Linked DNA regions of Mus musculus: regions 1, 3 and 4 are each linked to region 2. The links are chromatin loops, found by intact Hi-C in ENCODE. Cell type or tissue: left cerebral cortex. All regions are shown on one strand. Region 1 overlaps Hrh1 (histamine receptor H1). Region 2 holds the start of Hrh1 (histamine receptor H1). Region 3 has its middle 53 kb from the start of Gm38875. Region 4 overlaps Hrh1 (histamine receptor H1).

Region 1 (5,000 bases), 59 kb before region 2:
ATATGAAACCCATCTTATTAAATGTTTTTCTCCATTCATTTATTTGATGAATGTGTACAGTGTGTGTGTGTGTGTGTGTGTGTGTGTGTGTGTGTGTGTGTGTTATAGCACATGCGTACATCAGTTTCTTTCCTTCTACTGTGGGGTCCCATAGATTGAACCTAAGTTGCCGCGCCTGACAGCCAAGTGTCTTTACTTGCTGACCCATCCTGACAGCCAGTCACAAAGCCCATCTCCAACGTTCCTTTCTCTTCCAAGCTTTTCTGTGTCCTTCAGCAAGCTCTGAAGTCGGCTCAGACAGTGACAGATGTAAGCTACGGAAGTGAAGTTTTCCTTTCTGGGGATTCTCATGATAAGAGTCTCAAAACTCAAGTGAGAGAGTCCTGAGTGCTAACCACTCTGAGATGGAATTTCAAGTCTCTATTCAGGTTTCTAACATTCTGCTGGGATGAATGAATGACTGAGTGAGTGAATGAATGAATGAATGAATGAATGAATGAACGAATGAAGTCACATGTACTTTTGTCCTCACATGAGCCAGAAAATGAGACATTTACCTGCATCTCCAGCATCTGGCTGAGTGGCTTTTCAGCCTTGGCCACTCTTGATGTCACACAGGGAACTTGAAAGACTGTGGCATGAGTCCCACCTAGGACACAATTCTGACTTAACTGGCCTAGGGTATAGTCTTGACAATTCTCCACATGACCTCAATGTAGCCTAAGATTTTAATCTGCCACCCTAACCCAACAGCTAGCAGACAGAGAGGCAGCACTGACTCACTCAGCTCAGACCTGCTGGGTTCATGTTATGCTAATTCATTAATATATTCGGGAACTATTAATTAAGCAGTAACATGGTAGCAGGTGCTATGCTTGGCTGAGCTGCTGGAGATGGGGCCATAAACAAGACGCCCACCTCTCTCCCTGGTCCCTTGAGAGTTTGGGAGCATGGGGGGGGGGGCATGTGCCACCAGCTCTTCTAAGAACTTTCTGTCCTGTTGGTTAATTGGTCAGGCTCACCAGCCATCATTTCTCTGGCTGCAGGCAGTCGACCTCACTCCGTTTGGTCTGTTTCCTGTAGTAAAGGTTATGTAAGGATAGATCGTATTCACTTAAGGAGACAGGGACTTCCAAAGACAGAGTGGCCTCACCCCGACAGCCCCACAAGCTGCAGTAAGATAGGCAAGTCAGGTGCCCCATTGCAGTTCCGTGCAACCAATGTGGTGGGTTTACACAAAGCAATGGAAAAGCCCCCAACAAAAGCCCCAGCTTGTAATTGTTGGAAGATATTCCTAGCAGCCACTGTCTCGGCACTCTTATAGCCTTTCCTGGAAACTCTCTACAGAAGCTGGGGGCAGCACACACCCCTGAGCCCAGAATGTTGGGCGGAAGGAAGAACCAAGAGCGTCTCAAGTTTCAAACGAGTCTCCATAGGGAGGAAACCTTGCCTCAAAAAATAAACCAAACCAAACCATACATTGGAGGAGAGCAGAGAGGCCGATGCCTGGCCCTCACTGCCAACTGAGAGCAAAGCCTCCCTTCAAATCCTCAGCTGCTTCCTCGCTGGCCTGCCTCTTCCATCCATCCTCCATACAGAAGCCAGACAGCGTCCTCTCAGCCACCACGCAGTCACCTCTGTGCCCGGCTCCAAGTTCTGCTGGATTGTCACTGTCAGATTATAACGGAAACCCGGCTAAACGTAAACGAAGGTGAGCGCACATGAGACATGGGGCTGCATCTGCCTGCCACCCAGGGCATTACAGCCGGCATCAAGTTATAAATATGCACACAGAGGGAGACGCATATTTGTAGTTATAGACACAGGTATCCGTGCATAGATCTGAAGTCACTGAAATCTCTCCTGGAGGGCTGACGAGCTGCTCGGCAGGGAGGATCATGAACCTGTAACTCCAGCTCCAGGGGACCCAGTGCAATCTTTTCCCCTTGGCAAGCACCTGCACTCCCACATATCCATGTATCCCCTCCACAGACTCACACACATACAAGTGATTTAAACAAAAACATAAATCTTAAAAACCTATTTTTAAAACCCTACTGGGGTCTTACAGAGGCAGGGTGGGTCCCAATGTTCCATGAGTACCACGCCACAGTGCCATTGACTCTGACATCTGCCTGCCCTCAAAACTCCCTCCCTTCTCCCCAAACCCCAAGTCTGCCTCAGTGTGGCCTTTTCCTCTCCTTCCTCTTCCCTTCCCCACCACAGCCACTCTGTGACTGATCCTTGGAAGGACACCAAATCATTTGTGCAATGAATCAACCTGGCTTTCCCCACGAGTCTCTTTCCTGCTCCCTACTCCCACTAGAGATATCAAGACAAGCACATAGACTCCACTCTGTGGAGGGGCCCAGGGCCCAGACAGAGGCTGCTCCCACACAAACACCTTAGGACACCTAAGCTTCCATACCCAGTCCCATCAAGCGCACCTCGCCACCTACCTGTGTCTACGCTGTTCTCTCTGCCAGGAAATGCCAAGGCCTTCCCTTGGCTCCTAACGCCCAGCTCTGACATCACTTCCTGTTGGGTATTCCTTGACCTCACAAGGCAAGTTCACCTACTTCCTTCTCTGGGGTTTTCTCAGTTCTGTATACTTCAGTTCTAAGCCTTATCAAGCTGGGCTGTAATTGCTTAATTGCCAGGCAGACTTGCTCAGACTGGGGGTGTTGACTGGAGAGGGCTGAGTCATGTCTGGGTCCTTGGTGCCAAGAGCTTAGGATGCTCTCCCTAGGGTATTCAGAAGCTTCAGAGGCTGCCTGTACCCTGCAAGACGGTCCCTGTCCTCTCTTCCCTGCTTGTCCTCTGAAGGAGCCCAGGTCTGACCCTGGAGCCTTGCAGGCCCACTTCTCAAGTGGTTCTGAACAGTCTGCCATCCCAGGAAGAAAAGGCAGCTTCCAGACAGGAAAGGTGGGAATTGTACCATCCTCAGACAGCACCTGATCCTGTCCATGACTTCAAGGGACCTGTGGAATTCTGCTGACCCTAACCAAGTGAACTCCAGGGTCCCGGACTTGGGACAGCCCCCAAAGGCCTTGGAGGCACAGATCTGATTCTGGCAGTTTGATGACATTTTTAAGTGCTGCATCTCTTATGTAGCTCTGAACACCAGCAGCCACTGGGCCCTTCCACGCCATCCCCACCTTATCCCAGTGTCTAGAGTGAACAGTCACCCTAGGAAGGCAGATTCTGCCCCGAGCCTCACTCCCAGCTCAGCCTTATCCTTGGCCCTGTACCATCTCTGACTTAGCTAACCCTCAGCCACATTTTCAGAGGAGGTGCCACCCCTTGTCTCAGCTCAGTTACAATGTGGAGACTCTGAAGGATCTGAAGACACCTCTATACCATTGCCTCTGACAGACACATCCTTAACCTAAAATAGACCAGAGAGGCGCTGAGCCTGTTCTTCTGCCTGGGTGAGATGCCTCCTTTCCCCGTGACCTAAACCACAGGATGGGAAGTGATCAGGTCCCTGACCACAGGCAGTACCAATTCCCACTAGCTCAAGAACACCAGCCTTGGCCACGGCCTTGGCCAGCACTAACCAGCCTCACACTGCAAGGGCTCAGGAAAGAGGAAAGTGGGTGGCAGAGGGACATGACTCCTTTCTTTTGCCTGCACATATTTGGTGTGTGTGTGTGTGTGTGTGTGTGTGTGTGTGTGTGTGTGTGTGTGTAAACAGAGGTGGGGAGATGTCTCAGTCTTTACTCACAGAGCCTCATGGGCCCCCTATTGCCTCATAATTTTATCTCCTTCTTCCAACTTCTTTGTAAAGCAAGGCTAGAGAGTTTTTTACCCGCGTCCCTCTGTTTGGGTAGTGCTACTGCTGATTCCTGTTGATGTTTCTCTAAAACAGATCAACGAGAACTGGTGTGCTCAGAGGGTCCAAAGCCCCATGTTCTGGCTCCTCCTCACCTTCCTTGCTCCGTGCTCCCCCAGAGAGCACTCAGAGCAGCTTAGCAACGTGGAGAAGGGCTTCAACATCCCCCAGCACAGAGGATGGCTCCCAGGAACATCTGCACCGCCTTGAACAGCCTGGAAATGGAAGTTCTCCCAGACACATTTGGACAACAGTGACTGAGCCTCGAAGTGCTTAAAGGGAGGCAGGCAAGGCAGCTTGCTGAGAAACAACAGGCTGGACCGACTCAGGATGGAGAGAGGATTTCCCCGGTGCCTCCAGCCAAACTTGAGCAGGGGGTGTCTTGCTCTGTCTTCTCTTTGAGTGGCATCTGGCTACAGAGCACGTTGCAGTCAGCAAATTGAGCCGCTGTCCCTTCCTGCCTGCAGCTTTTGAAACAGGCTCCCCAACTTTTCTCCATCCCCCGCCCCCCCCCCCCCCCCGCCTTACGCTTTCCAGAACTCATGCAGCAGTTAGAATAGCACAGTGAACTCCCTTGGAGAGGTCAAAGCTGGGCAGAAGAACGGTAGGCCAGCAGCCCTTATTTGGATGTTTTAGTTAAAACTCAACAGGACACAACAACTGTTCGGCTTCTCAGGGAAGTGGTTGCAGATGCTGGGAAGTAGAAAGCAATCAAGAATGGCTCCCAGGAGAGCCTCCCAGAGCAGGGAGGTTACCACTTCAAATATTCAGGATGTTATGACCCCTTGTCCCAGCCCAGCCCTGCTGCCCTCACACAGACCCTGACTCCAGCTATCTTGGAACTTTCTAGTCTCTGAGCCAGGGGCAGGGCTCAGAGAAGCTGCCAGCTGACTGGAGCACCTCCTTGAGATGTTTCCCTGAAACATCAGGTTACATAAGGGTAACAGGATGGTTCTCTGAGGTTTTGCAGGTAGGGAAGGACTCTACCACACAGCCACAGCTTTGGACCCTGCCAGAGGAAAGTCATGTATACTATAGCATCCATTCACAACACCCAGATGGAGAAACGGCCCACGAGTCACAAGAGACAAGAGTGGTCACAGTGTGGTTCCAACATACAGGATGTGATGGTTAACACTGACTGCCACTCCACAGTCTGTCAGGG
Region 2 (5,000 bases):
AAAGTAAGAACAGGTATTCCTGCCTCCCTGTTAGGAGGAAACAAATACTAAAACACTCTTGTAGAGTGTTGTCTAAATACAGGGCATTCTTCTGGCTTGTACTATTGCTTCTTTGTAGACTGTGGGTAAGAGAATAACATTCTATTTCTTAGGCTGGACAACAGTATCCTTCCACTATCTGTCTCTCTCTCCAAAGGCATCACTGAGTCCTTTACTCTGGTCATAACATTTCATCAATTAGTTCTCACAGCAAACCCTAGGGGAGGTGTGTGCTATCCGGCTCCATTCTACAGAAGAAAAAGCCAAGGCTCAGTTCTCCATTAGGCATCCATAACTGCCTTTCGTAAGAAAGACACCGTCCCTGCTCTACAGAGTCATCCTCTAGTTGGAAACCCATCCAAACCTCACAGATGAACTGGCAGACCCCCACATCCAAACTCAACTCCAGTTGACGCCAGTGGCTACACTTTCAACTCATCTCTGGAGTTGCCTTCATCTTCCTCTCCCACTCCATCCTCTTTAACGACACAGTGGTTGCTAGCACATTCTTCTAGCTGAAACAAGGTGCAAGGGCCCTTGCCATGAAAGCAAGTGAGAGCTGTTAGCTTCTTCGGTCCATGTGATCCTCCTGCAGGATCATTGGAGAATTACTAAGGGATTGATGAATGCACACAAAAGGCGAGGCACCCCACTCCCTACCCCACCCTGAGCAGCATCAGGAGCATTGTCTCCTAAGAGTGTGTGGCTGAGTCCTCTGCCACCATTAATGGCAGAAGTGAGTCACTTATAAGTAAGATACAGAAGCTTTGTTATAATTACATCCCGAGACTCAGCAATGCTCCGCATCACTGTGAAAGAGAGGGCAGCGGGTGACTGGGGCTTGAATGATCCTCTGCCAGGTACGGCTTTCAGATAAAGCGTCTTGGATCAGGAGCAGTTACAGCTAATGCCCAGCCTGAATGCTAATGAGAGTTATTTACAATTGCATGTAATTCTTTGCCATTTATACGCTCCAGCCGCTCCCCCCACTCTTCCCGTCCTTTCTTTGCCTGTCTATCTGAGTTAATCTTGAGAAACAGACACTGGTAAGGATGATTCATGGCCATTTCACAGATGAGGATACTGGAGTCCACGGTTATTCAGGTCTCAGGGACGAAAATGAGTTTCGACCTTCAGTATGCTTCCCTGGGAGGGAGAGCCTGCAGAACTCTTTATGCTTTCTCCTTGCTCGGAAGGCATGTGGTATCCCCACAGCCAGCCGCACGCACCCAGAGGCAGTGGCTGGTGTCCTCTGTTGGGACAGCTGTGGCCAGATCTTGTGAAATAGACCAATAGACCTCACACATGCCCTTTAACCCTGTGACTGTCAACTCGTGCCTCTTCCTTGGAGAACCCAAGCAATGACCACACAGTTCAAGTCCAGGCTGAGAGACAGGAAACAACTTCTCGGCCCTCCAATCCAAGACTCCCCAAGTCCACCCCAGCCTGACCACATCCGTTTAGAAAACATGTGTTTGAATACCGCCCCGGATCCATACCACACAGGAGCACAGAACTGAGCCTGCCAGGAGAAGGAGACAGGTCTGGGTGGCAGTGAGAATGACAGCAATGTCTGGAGCGTCCCCGGGGCCTGGCCCTGAGGTGGCTGGCTGAGGAGTCCTCTACCTGTTAGAATTAGAGGCTACAAGAAGGACCTTTTTACCATATACAACATCTAACTAGATCTGCCCCATTTTTACAGCTGAGAAAGCCATGAGGCTTGGGGCTAGAGATGTAGCTCAGTGGCCGAGTATTTGTCTAGCACGAACAAGGCTCCCCAGGTGGATTCCCAGCATCACAGAACAAAACCAACACAGCAAGGGGTGCACAATGTCCAGGAGCTCAGAGGCTTGCCTCGCTGGGTCTGTCAGTGTCACAGTGACAACTGCTGCTACTACTTTGGTGAATTACAAGGTATCTTTGCAGTGCTGTATCAATGTGGCATGGTTAATTCCTCCACCCCCGCGCAGGGAAGAAGGAACCATGAACATCTCCAATCAAAACATGGGGAAACAGATATATGTCAACGGCGCATAAGAGACAGCATGATGACCGGACCCAGAAATGTACCTTCAACCTCTCCGCCATGCCTTGGTACTGAGGAAAAGCCACGGTGCCTCTGCCAGGCGTTCCTTGACTATAGAAAGGAGTGTAGGCAGGAGAGTTCACTCACAAATGCCTCCCCACAACCCTCAGCTCAGGGCTGGGGACCCCGTGCAGGCCACGACTGCCCAGTGTTGGGGGAGGGGTGCTAGGATCGTGGCAGGCAGCACGGCTCTGAAATCATAAATGGGGAATACCCAGGTTTTGCGGGTCTTTGACATATTTCAAAACAGCATCAGTCAAACCCTGTCTTCCACCAGGAGCAACGTTCTGGGGGCAGCTAGGTGGCCCTGATGGAAGGTCCAGCAAGTCCTGAGATACAGCAGGGTATCAACATGGGCGGAGCAGGGATTCCTAGAAAGCTACTCAATGACAGCAACCCACCCAGAGCCCCATCGGAGGCAGAAGCAGGGATGCTGCGGACCCTGTTGCCTAGCATCCCTCTATTGTTTGTCTCCACCGCTGCCAGCCACAGCACAGAAGGACCTGAGGTTCCATCCGCCTCTTGAGTCTCACTGATAATTTAAGATACAGGCAAGATTGGTTGGTACTCAATCCACTCCACCACGGACCAGCTGGGCAACTCTAAGCAATCTATTGAACCTCTCTGAGTGTCCACCTATCGCTCAATAACGGTACCTTGCATGGCTGCTGTATAAACTATGTTAATCCATAACCATCTCATAACCATGGGGGGGGGGGCTCTTTCTCTGTCTCCAAGGATTGCCGGTGGCCTTCAGGCCCCCAAGAGTGTCGGATCTCCACCTACTCTCTCCTTTTTGTTCCAGTAACACACTTCACCCCTGGTTCAGGGTCCTGCCCTTCCTCCTCCCCACCCCCCACCCCCCAATAACAGAACGCGCTCTCAGAGCAGTCAGCCTGGGGATCTTCCAGTTCCCTCAGCTCCATTCCGTCTGGAGGTGGGAGCCCCCTGTCGGAGGAGAGCCACCCTGCCTGGAGCAACCCTGTGTCTCCATCGCCCAGGCTAGCAAGCGCCTCAAAGGTGGCTTCTGTAAAGATCAGTTGTGCTCTGATTCAAGACTCTAACTTTCAGAGCAACACGGCGTAAATTGCAGAATTTGGTATCCCCTAACGCTCTCTGGGAAAAGGCAGCCCTCAAGGATCTTCTCTGCCATCAGAACACACCCTGGCCACAGTATCAAGTCTTCTGGCTCGGCCAGGAAACGACGATAAAGCCGGCTAGGAAAGGAGGGAGCGCTGGCTCAGACGCTTCTCATACCCAGACACCTGGTTTGGGTTCCACCTAGCTAAGAAGCTTGGATTCATCCAATTCAGTCTCAAGGCTGTTCTCTAAGAGACAACTTTCCCTCCCCAAGCCTCAGTTTCCTCCTCTGTAAAGTGGGTATACTAGTAGTACCTGGGTCCCGGAGATTCAGAAGGATTTGAGATAGTGGATGTCCGGAGCTTGGCACGGAGATCGCACCTCAACCCAGAGTCTGCGTCCACGGTTAGCATCAAAGCCAAACCCTGAGGAATCTCGGGGAGCCGTTGAGGAGGCCCCCTGGCCCAGAAATCGGAGGCGGACTCTAACCGGTGAGCCCGGCCCCAGCTCCGGGAAGCCACAGGTGTTTGTGCTTACGGGCATAGCAGCCACAGCTCCGATACCCTGCCCAGGCCGCTAGAGCATCCGGCGCGCCCACCTCGTGCGGCCACCTGCGGGATGTCCCCACCGCCCTGCGGGGGCGCGGAACTCAGAGCTGGGCGTGCGCGCATCCTTGCCCTCCTCCCGCCGCCCGCCACCGGGTTCCCGCCCCTGCCCGCGCTGCGCTCCGACTCACCCGCGCCAGCTCCGGGGAAAGTTTGGCGGCGGCGGCCAGACTGCTCGGTGCGGTGGCGGAGGCGGCCGCGGGGGTGGCGGGAGCACGCGGAGGCGGCCTCGGGGGAGGAGCCGCTGAGAGGCCCGCCCACCAGCAGCCCCAGGGCACCCTCCCCCGCCCATCTTCTACCGCCGCGCCCCGCATCTGTGGCGGAGCCCTGAGCTTGGCAAGAAGCCAAGGATGGATCGGAAGCCTGGCGACAGCCCTCCGACACTGCCACCGCATGCTAACCCGGGGACACGCAGAGCCACAGACCAGACCTCAGATAAGGAGGAGCTGACAGGATTCTTCGCAAATTCAACCGCAGGTGGACCAAGGGACTAGTTGGGTTTTTGTTTTGTTTTGTTTTGTTTTGTTTGGGTTTTGTTTTGGTTTTTTGTTTTTTAAATTAGTGACACTGATTGATCCGGATCACCAAGACTCGGGAGGTTTAGAACCGCACAACCACTGTTTCTCTAGATCCTGAAGAATGAATGCGCTCTCGCCCTCTCCCTCCCTCTTTCCCTCCTTCCCTCCTGTCCTCATCCTGCAAGTGCTATGCTGAAACTCAGGGCCTTGCGCTGAGCTATCCCGACCTTGTTCAACTCTCACTGTACCATTACACTTAGGAACCTGTGCCGGCTAAGAGGAGAAGGCGAGAGTGTGTTTTTGTGTGTGTGTGTGTGTGTGTGTGTGTGTGTGTGTGTGTGTTGGGGAAACTTAAGGAACTGTTTTTTTGTTTTTTGGGTTTTGTTTTTCTGAGCTAGGAGAGGGCGTTTCTCCTTCTTTGCTAGGGAAAACCCTTTTAACATTCAATTGTGGCTTCAGATGGCAACAGTCAGGGAAGGGAGAACAACTGAGGAAGGGAAGTGGCTCCTCTTTGCTATGACACCGTGCCCCCTAGAAGGGGCTCATCCTCCCGCAGTGGTATGTAGTTGTGGGAATGCAGGCCCAGCCCTGTGTGGCTCAGTTCCAGACTTGTATGGATGTCTTAGTCCCCTCCTCGTAGCCCTGATTTAAATCTCAAACTACACCAGAAAA
Region 3 (5,000 bases), 54 kb after region 2:
AAGAGGAAGAGGAAGAGGAAGAGGGAGAGGAAGAGGAAGAGGAAGAAGAGGAGATGCCCATGGATAGACTGGTATTTTATTCTTTACAAAAAAACCCAGTACTCTGTAAGAAAAATATTATGTACATAGTGGTACACTGTGGTCTGGGGAAATGTTCAGGTGCTAATATTCACCTCTAGGACTTGAGGGGGTCATTTTTAGGACCACAACAGACACTGCATCCATGGGTGCAGTTCCTCTCCGTGAAATGGTACAGTGCTTGCACAAAGCCCTATGAGGCCAGCAGAGCCCAGTCTCTCTGCCGAGGTGAGACCAGGGGGACTTTAGACTCAGCCACAGAGAGAGTTGAAAGTCAGCCTGGGCTATGATGACCTTGTATCAAACAAACATTTAAATAAGACAATAAGTGAGGTCCTTTTCATCTATGCTCTGGAACACCAAGGTTGCTTGCTGACTGTGACTAGGGCAGAGGCACAGGGCATCACATAGACTGGGAACATATGTATAACCCACCCATTCTCTCCTGAGTAAGCCACTGTCAGAAGTCTTTATCTAGTCCCACCCCCTGTCCTTCTGACCCCTACCTCCAACACAAGGCCATATAAGTTTCCACCCACCCTCTATACCTCACAATAGGGACTAAATCTTAACACCCGAATCCTCAGAGAACACGTTCAAATCATGTCAGCCTTGAATGTCAGGGAAGGTAAAATGTTGGGCTTCCTCACACACAGAGGTGCTCAGAGGAAGAGAGGCTGTAACTTAGCAGGAGACCTGTGGCCAGCTTGGTGTAGAGGGTGAGGAGAGGCGGGAAGGGAAGAGGCACTGGTCTCTGGGTGGAACTGCAAGATGGTGAAGTATTTTCAGAGATAAAACAGTGATGGTGGACTTCAAAGGAGTCCTGGCTCCTGGGTAGGAGGCCAAGCTCAGGGAAGAAGCTGTTAGCTGAGACTGGGAACTTGATTCTGCCCCGACAGCCTCTCTCCATGAAAAGCAGAGGTAGCCAGTTCTCCAAATGGGAGCAGGTGTAACTGGAATTTATGTTCATTAGAAAAGAAGGCTCACTGTGACAGATAGGCAGTCCTAAGAGCAGTGTGGCGTCCACTGCTGGCCCAGTGTCCTCTGAGATCCCGGAGGCTTGAGTTCCCTCCCCTCCCTGAACTCCGACCTGTGAAGATGTACCTCTTGGTCATGCACATTGCTGTTATCAGTGCCAGACTCCTCCTCTAGCTGGAACCACACATGGAAAGCACCTGCAGCCTAAACTGACTGTCTTCTACCCGGTGGAATCCCAGGGAAGGGCTGTCACTCACTTGGGCCAAACCCATGTCATGCCATGTGCCACAGAGAGAAGCCCTGGGACCACATGGAGTCATTTTCTGCCACAGCCTGACCTGGGCTGTCCTGGCTGTGCGCAGATACCAACCCCTCCTTCCCTGAACATCTGCCTGGCTCCTCACACAGAGAATGGCTATGAGGGGACTATAACTGTGGGAGCCAGAGCCATGTCACACCTTATCCCAGAATGATTCCTGTCTCCTTCCCTTCTGGGTTAATACACAAGGCCCCCTGTGATGTGCTTAGCCTCCTGCCAAATTGGTCCTGGCTTACTCCGCTCTGGCTCCGGCATCCTGAGAGACCCCTTGATTTTATCCTTCTGCCACGAATACCAGTCCCCTGTGAATCTCTGTGGCTCCTCACATCCCACTGGTTCAGATATGACCTTTGCAGTCTGGCGTGTCTTCACAACCAGCTCTGTCTAAAGTTCTCCAGTCATGCAATACCCCCCACACCTGGCTTCCCTGCTTCAGGAAATCTCCCTAACAGGTCACAGACTCCATGTGCTGGGTACCAGCTGAAGCCTCTGGGGCACACATCTCTACACTGTTTCTTCTTAAGCCCCAGGGTTCACTCAGCACAGGAGGGTTCCAAGAAACACTGTGGTGTAAGTGCACAGCTAACCCCAGAGTTTAAGCCCAAAGCTTCTGCCATTTACCTGTGGGTTCATCCTTAGAGTCGGAGACAGAGACAGCATCCAGTCAAGACAACTGGATGTGACCAAGAGGGTTGAAAGAGTAAAGCTTGCCCTTCCTGACAAGAGGGTTGTCACTGTCCCGTGAGGCCTCAGGCCCAGGTATCCCTTTACCTGCCTGTCATTAACAGCCTTTCCAGCCACTGGGGCAGGATGGTCACTAGTGTCTGTTATCAGGCCACAGTGCCACCTGCTGGCACATGGCTGACTGGCAGGGAAACTGGCAGAGGCTCAGCTTAGCCACCCCCGTCGAGCTAAAGGGAAGAGATAGGGGCTCCAGTGTTGGTATTTCACAGGCCAGGTCACTTCCTAGCTGTGTGATACCTACCTAGCATCTGTGTTCAGATGGGTGGCTCATCTGTAACAAAATAGCAGTGGGGATAGGTAACTCTGAAATGCCACCTCCTGGGAAAGCCCTCCCAGATTGCTCCCATCTCCCACTAAGCCATTCACTATCCTTTGATCCTGCTCTGTTGTTTCCTTGTAGCACAATGTCCCCCTCCCTGACATTTGAGCATTTATTACTATCAGCTCCATCATGGGACAGGTTTGGTTCACTGTATGTCAAGAGCCTGGGCAGTGCCCACCAAGGAGCAGGATCCGAACATACCTATCAAGCACAACACCAACAGGCACACGCTGAGCGCTCTGTAAATCCTGCACCCAGGACAGACTCAACGCGCTCTCTTGGGTTGAGGTTTTTACTCATCTCTTAGTTGGGTCACGGAGTGATGTGGTGATAAGCTACACAGCAGGGAATCTACCATGCTACTACCATGACCCATCTCAGTGAGTCGCGTCCCTGTGATAGTTAGCACTGCCATCTTTACAGGATCTGGAATCACTAGGAGACAGAGCCCTGGGCGTTTGGGGGAGATTCTAGGCTATATTGATCGGGGGTAAGATAGTCCATCCTGAATGTGGGCTGCCCTGGGGCTGGGAATCCCAGATTGAATGAAAAGTAGAAGAGGGCTGAACCCCAACATTCATCTCTCTCTGCTTCCTGACTGCAGATGCGACATAACCAGCCAGTCATGGCACGCTCCTGCTGCCGTTACCTGCCACGACTGAAGTGCACCTTTGAACTGTGATCCAATAGCTCTTCCTTCCTGAAGTTGCTTTTGTTGGGGTCTTTTTTTTTTCCACAGCAACAGGAAGTGAGCTGACACAACTGTGTACAGCCATCACCAGCCCTGTCTCTAGACTCCTTCCAACAAAAATGAAATTCTATCTCTGTGAGGCACACACACACACACACACACACACACACACACACACACATTCTGTCCCTCCATCTCCTAGCAATCTACTGATCATCAGGTCTCTATGAAGCTCATGCTACTCTGGAGACCTCATGTAGTGGGAGCCCTATTTGTTCATGGTCACCCACTTTTCTTGAGATATTTTTTTTTCATACAAAGGAAGTAGGTTCTATAGGGCCAAATGAGGGTTAAATGGGATCAGTGCAGGTGTCCCCCTAGCACTGAGCTTGGTCACAGAAGTCCCTGAACCTGTCAGTTCCTGGCCTCACTGTCTCTAGGGTTGCTATACACATCACATACACCAGGTGGAAGCCTTGTGCCACGAAGGCATCCTTTGCTGCTGCCTGAAGCAGGAGTAGGGAGTTGGTGGGAGAGACCAGGACTTTGGCGCTTCAGTGGCAGCAGGAAAGTATTTTGAGAATGCGCTTGGGAGCAGATCACAGAAGCCCAAGTCCTTGAGGGCTCCAATTCTGTTTGGACCTTGAGACCTGATGGAAAACAAAAGGAACCAAAAGCATGGAAGCTGTGGCTGGATATGCATGGCTTGAGGCCTAGCCAGGGCACTTTGCTCTGTGGCATCATATAAGTGTCACTTCACCTTTCTGAACCTCCACATTAACATCTGTATAATGGATCCTCTGCAGGGTCACAGGGAGAGTAAGTGAAAGACACACTAAAGCTTCAGGCATATGGCGAGCCTTCTGTGTTTACTGACACTATAGAGGAGGGAGATCGGGAAACCTCCTTAATTCAGGAAGGACCAGCCCAGTTCCTGCTTACTGTAATCTTACCAGCCTCTGGTAAGTGCTTAGCAAATGCCAGTACTTGGCATGACTTTTGTACTCACCTTATCCCCATCTTTGGTGCTTTTTGCCACCTGCCTCCCAGTTGCAACTGCTTCCCAGAGCTCCTTTGTCTTTTAAACAGGAGTGTTCAGGCTGGAGTAATGATGAGTAATGATGGTCCATTTTTCGGAGTCCTCCCTGGCCTTTGTGCTGGTTAGGATTTTCTGTGTGGTTTTGTGTGTGTGTGTGTGTGTGTGTGTGTGTGTGTGTGTGTGTGTGTGTGTGAACTTGATACAAGCTAGGATGATCTGGGAAGAAGGAACCTCAAATACCCCAGCAGGCTGGCCCGTGAGGCAGGATCTTGACTGAGGATGGATGTGGGAGGGTCCAGCCCACATGGTTTGTCCTGTTCTGGACAAGCAGTCCTGGGCTGTGTAAGAAATCAGGCTGAGTGAACCCTGGGGAGTGAGCCAGTAAGCAACATTCTTCCTTAGCCTCTGCTGCAGCTCCTGCCTTGAGTTCCTGCCCTGACATGATGGGCTACAGTTGTGAGGTGAAGCAAACCCTTTCCTCCTCAACTTGCCTCTGGTACTGCCGGTTATCAGAGAAACAGAAGCTTAAGTAAGACAAGAAGCCAGACACAAAAGGCCACGTATTGCATGATTACGTTTTGATGACATGTCAAGACGAGGTGGATCCACAGGACAATGTTTGCCAAAGGGAAGCGGAAGGGTTTTTGCTTGGCAATAGGAGTGCTGTGCTGCACTGAGCTGTGCTGTGCTGTGCTGTGCTGTGCTGTGCTGTGCTGTGCTGTGCTGTGCTGTGCTGAGCTGTGCTGTGCTGTCCTGTGCTGTCCTGTGCTGTCCTGTGCTGTCCTGTGCTGTCCTGTGCTGTCCTGTGCTGTCCTGTCCTGTGCTGTGC
Region 4 (5,000 bases), 50 kb before region 2:
GGCAGGGTTTTCTTCCACTCACAGGCTGAGGAGTGACATTTTACTACATCCAATATAAGAGACATGAAATCCTAACACTCAGGAGGCTGAGACAGGGCTTCTCTGGGTCAAGGCCAACCTGGGCTACCGAGAAGAGACCCTGGCTCAAAAAGCCCCAAAGAACAACAAAATCACTAAGTATAAACAAAGAGAAGCTGAACTGTGAGCTTGGAGGACATGAGAGTGAGGCTGAATCCGGGGACAGTCGATAAGCAAGTGGAGGGGGCAGGGGAGGGGGCCGACCACAAGAGCCTGGGCACAGCTCTTCTTTGAAGATACCCTGCTCACTGAGTTCTCACTTGGGGACGTCCATTCTTGTCACTATTACTGCTCTCAGTTTTCACAGCTCTCTACAGTGAGTTATTAACTTCATCGCATGCCAACTGTGTGGAGTTAGAAAATTCTGCTCTGCTATATTCCCTGGCCAGAGGGGCCAGCTCACTGCTGCAGGGGAGGGTGCAAGAACACCATCTCCCTGTCCTGCCTCCTAATGACAAAGCAGCCATCTCTAACTCATCTCTAACCCATCTCTAACCTACCGTCAGATTCCTTCCTTGAGAATCTGGATTGTGGGCCCAGAAACCTACTGTGAGTGACTTGACAAACCGACTGGAGCTGAAACACAACCGAAACCTACCAGGAACTGCATCTTCCACTTCTCTTCAGTTACAGAATTTTTCCCTCTGAGTAGAAAATGAGACAGAGACACGGAGGCAGAGTGATAAGCCTGTGCTGCCCACTGAACGCACTGACTTGGACACAGTAAGGCACTCTGTTCTGGTTGTGGGCATAGATGAGTGAAGGGGTGGGTGGTAAATGCAGAGGGAGCCTTCATTCTTCATCCCTCATGAAGGACTGGCCCCCCAAGTTTATTAAACAGTGCCATACCTGGTGCTGGGAAATATTGCCACCACCGACTGGTTTCTTCTGGATGTGATACTTTCAGGTGACCCTGGTATTAGAATAACAAGCTTGTAATCTTTTCTACCACCCTCCAGTGGGGCTGTGACAGTGAGCAGAGCTATGCTCAGGCACCTGCCTTCTGGCTGCATAGCCCTCTCCTCTGAGCAGGCTCAGAATCACTCTGCCCCCTTTAAGTTCTGTTGATCATGCTTCCCAGAATGCACCAGGGGCATCTCCTCTCCCACAAAGGAAAAGCATGCCTCCCTTCATGTTTGTTCTGCTCTCCCTGCTCCTCATGCTGAATACTTCCTTCTGGAAGTATTTCAGCCCAGCCCCACAGGACTCCCCCTTCGAAGTCTTCTGGTTCACACAGTGCCACCCCCTATGCCACCATCCCATATGCTCAGGGGCCCAGCTCATCACACCTGCCCAGAGAAGTCTTTGCATTTGAGCCACATGGGCAGACCTCTGCCATCTCTGAACATGACAGTCCTTTGGGAGCCTCTTTCATCTTCTTTAGCATTGCTGGTCTTGGTAACAGTCTAATGGCATTTACTGGGACTGAACATACTGAGTGTCATATAGACCAATGACTAGGATGTGTGTGCAGCTATGGTTTGAATGTCTGTGTTCCTCCAGGCAGCTTGGCTGAAACTTAAACTCCCAAGGCAATAGCAATCAGAAGTGGATCTATACTAGGGTGTGGCTCAGAGGCAGAGCACATACCTGGTGGCTTTGAGGCCCTGGGTTGGAGTCTCAATGCCAATATCAATAAATGCTGATAATGGTAAGAAGATATGGCACCTTTGGGAGGCAGAGGCCATGCCAGCTACTTCCCAGACAGGATCAATCTTTACAATCAAGGCTCCAGAAAGTCTTGACTCTTTCATCTCTTGTGCCACATGAGGGAGGGCATTCAGTGTCATCTGAGGAAGGGGCCCTCGCCAGATAAGAACTTGTCAAACCTTAATCCTGGGCTTACTAGCTCCACACTGTGAGAAATAAATTTCTGTTTGTTATAAATTACCCACTCTGTGGCAATTTGTGACAGCTATACAAAAAGACTAGAGGTAGATAAACTTATCTTGTCTAGCGTGCAAACCTCTCTAACCATGCAAACCTCTAACCATGCAGATCTCGCTAACCTAGCAGACCTTTCTCACCATGCAAGGTCATTTTATGAATGTACAGACTAAGGATCAGAGATGCTAATCACACAGAGCTAGTCACACAGCTAGTAAAAAAAAACCAAGCTAGCCAGCCAGCCAGCCAGCCAGCCAGCCAGCCAGCCAGTCAAGTAACCCTTATTATGGTCCTACAGTATATTAAACATGTGGGAACATAAGAGAAGTCCTACTTATAAATGCTTTTATTCTAGTGGGGAGACATGGGCCACAAAGAAAAACCCCAGTAAATAAATAATGTGCTAGGTAGTGAAAATGCTAAGGGATACTGATGGACTGAAGTGGCTGAGGTGAGATGGTGGCATCCAAGCAGGGACACAAAAAATGAGGGAATCTATGATACTAATACCTTTGGAAAAGAACATTCCAGAAAGAAGACACGGTCAGTGCAAAGGCCCTGGGGTGGACATGCCCTGGCATGTAAGATGAACAGCAAAGAATTAGGTGTGGCCAGAGCTGACAGTGAGTGGAGTGGAGACAAGGTAAGAACTTTGGTTTTGATCCGGTCAAGGGAAGGAGCCCTGGAGGATGATTTCCAGTGCCCACACTCTTGGTGGCTATGTTCTGTGACTGACTGACTGACTGACTGACTGACTGACTGACTGACTGGTTGTATTTGAGAACATCATAAGGAATATGGGGCCTATTCCCATTAAAACCAGCAGGCTGTCATCTATTCAGGCAGTCTGAAAACAACACCACAGAGGCTGGGTCGGAGGAAGCAAGAACAGGAAGCCACTACAGTGAAAAGACCCTCCACTCAGCCACAGGGCCATGGCCCTCCCCACGGGGCTAGGTGGAGTCCTACGGTGGCCTTCAGAGAATCATCCTCTCGGGGCCTTCCCTGAGCCATGTGCTGTGAAATCTGCTCTCTGCTAACCAGAGGCGGCAAGAAAAGGCAACATTTGCGGTGACTCACCAGCTAGGGATGAGAACTGCGTCCAAGCTGGGAAAGAATCCATTTGAAGTGACACATTTGCCTCAGAACAGATAGAACGCCTTTTCTTTTTCCTCCCCATTTGAAGGAAGGCAGAGCCCTGCAGACAACCACCTCACAGCGGGGAGAAACTGGCATCTGAGATTCCTGCTGCAAATCTCTCTGAGGCAAAAAAATATATAACTGTGGGTCTGTGGCTGGCACCAGGCTCACAGTGATGTGCCATTTGATGGCCGGATGCAAGCATACCCTGCCATTCCTCCCCAGGATGGATTCCACTGCACATGTTCTGATTGGCTGTCCACTTGACCCAGCCCTTCTCAAAGCCTGTAGTGTGTGAGAACCTGCTGATGTGGGCATCAGAGTCGGGAGGCCAGTGAGAGCTCAGAGTGAGGGAGGGCACCAGTCTTCCTCAGTTTTTCTCCAACTCATTTTTTGAGAGAGGGTCTCTGGAAGAACCTGGAGGTTGCTAAGCTGGAGGCTAAACTGGCTGGCCAGTAAGCCTGGCATCCCCGTCGTCCCCCTTCCTCCCCAACGCTGGGCTTACACTCAATGTTTATGTAGGTACTGGGGATTGAACTCAGGTCCTCATGCTTGTTCGGCAAACACGTTATGATCAGGCCAGCTCCACATCCTGCTACTTTTCCCATTTCTTCCAGGGTTGAGGATGGAACTCAGGGGTCACACACGCTAGACAACTGCTTACCGTCCAGCTAACTCTGCGTAGCTGTGTTTGTTACAGATGTGTTCCTCAGGTTGTCCGGGCCCCAGGAGTGAGAGGTGAGGGGTATTTGGTATTCCACGGGATTCTGGTTTACATTCTAGCTTCTGATGGGCTGCTCAGACACATCACACTGAACAGGCGCTCAGCTAATGTTGACTGACTGAGAGGCTAAGTCGTGGGCTTTTCGAGGGCAAAGCCACATCTGTCTCCATGGTACCCTGTTCACTAGATCCAGGCCTTCGCCTCTAAATAGATGGGCTGAGGATAATGGCAGGTGCTTTAACGTATTGCTTACTATGTACAAGCAACAGTCTCTCATTTTGTCCTGAAGGCAGCATGACAAGGTAGAGATTAGCCCCATTTAAGAGACAAGGAGAAGGGGGCTGGCGAAATGGCTCAACGCTAAGAACGATGGCTGTTTTTCTGTAGAGGACCTGAGTTCGGTTCCCAGCACCCACATGGCAGCTCACAACCATCTGTAACTCTAATACCAGGGGGTCCACTACTCTATTCTGGCCTCTGTGGCCACCAGGCGCACATGGTACATACAAGCAGGTAAAACGCATACACTTTAAGTCTTTAGGAAGAAAGTGGGGACAAGAGAGATGGCTCAGCAGTCAAGAGCACTTGCTGTTCTTCCAGAGCACCTGAGTGTGGTTCCCACGGCCCATTTCAGGATGTGCACAACCATCTGTAACTCCAACTCCAGGGAATCTGAAGTCTCTGGCCTCCATAGGCACCCGCTTTTACACGCATATGTCTTCATGCAGACATACACCTACACCTTCGCAGAACTAGAAGTAATAAAAAATAAATCTGAAAGGGAGAGAGAATGGAAGACAGAGAGAAACAGGGGAAAGGAGCATGGATAAAGACACCCAGAAAGAGGTAGAGCTAAGCTGCTTCCTACTAACGTTTGGTGGGACCATCTTGTATCAGCATTGGAGTGGGATTCAGGAGATCAAGCCCAGGTCCCAACTCCCAGAAATCCAAGTCTTCCTGGACAGCAGGACTGAACAAGGAGCAAGAGTTTGTCCCTAAGTTCCCTTCCCCTCCAGCTGAGCCCACTGCCTCTCCTGTAAAATGGAGCTAATAAGGCTCACATATGGTGAGAGGGGCCTGTAAGGCTGGGTGGGCCACACTGAAGAGTGTTTCCTTACTACAGAACCTGACACACTACATGTTCAATAAATAACAGGGCTCACTGGCTACC

The links. Hi-C counts contacts between places; a loop is a spot of excess contacts. Peaks named below come from ENCODE experiments on the same cell type or tissue, not always from the same donor. Only the 100,000 strongest peaks of a DNase experiment are listed, where the experiment ranks them.
Region 1: a loop joins it to region 2, with 4 times the contacts of the local background. A loop is called at or near these places in 6 of 42 quality-filtered maps.
Region 3: a loop joins it to region 2, with 5 times the contacts of the local background. A loop is called at or near these places in 12 of 42 quality-filtered maps.
Region 4: a loop joins it to region 2, with 2.2 times the contacts of the local background. A loop is called at or near these places in 4 of 42 quality-filtered maps.

Annotation. Positions count from the first base shown.
Region 1 is chr6:114,456,012-114,461,011 of GRCm38, reverse strand. All of the region lies in intron 1 of Hrh1 (histamine receptor H1), which reads right to left. Among named protein-coding and RNA genes, the nearest start is that of Hrh1, 61 kb to the right of the region's middle. In left cerebral cortex, no CTCF peak of the experiment used is centred here; DNase peaks (open chromatin) are centred at 1,384, 2,299 and 2,679; H3K27ac peaks cover 1,126 bases.
Region 2 is chr6:114,396,940-114,401,939 of GRCm38, reverse strand. It overlaps Hrh1 (histamine receptor H1), which reads right to left and starts at 4,004. Exons shown (of 2, transcript NM_001317125.1): 1 at 3,942-4,004. Gm38875 (a long non-coding RNA gene) reads left to right here and starts at 4,189. Exons shown (of 3, transcript XR_869365.2): 1 at 4,189-4,287. In left cerebral cortex, CTCF peaks have their summits at 645 and 3,081; DNase peaks (open chromatin) are centred at 3,538, 3,978, 4,472, 4,948 and 5 more places; H3K4me3 peaks cover 3,400 bases; H3K27ac peaks cover 4,257 bases.
Region 3 is chr6:114,342,570-114,347,569 of GRCm38, reverse strand. No RefSeq gene overlaps it. Among named protein-coding and RNA genes, the nearest start is that of Gm38875, 53 kb to the left of the region's middle. In left cerebral cortex, CTCF peaks have their summits at 2,228 (motif pointing left) and 3,588 (motif pointing right); DNase peaks (open chromatin) are centred at 2,216, 3,598 and 3,936.
Region 4 is chr6:114,447,120-114,452,119 of GRCm38, reverse strand. All of the region lies in intron 1 of Hrh1 (histamine receptor H1), which reads right to left. Among named protein-coding and RNA genes, the nearest start is that of Hrh1, 52 kb to the right of the region's middle. In left cerebral cortex, a CTCF peak has its summit at 2,803; DNase peaks (open chromatin) are centred at 749 and 3,092; H3K27ac peaks cover 4,641 bases.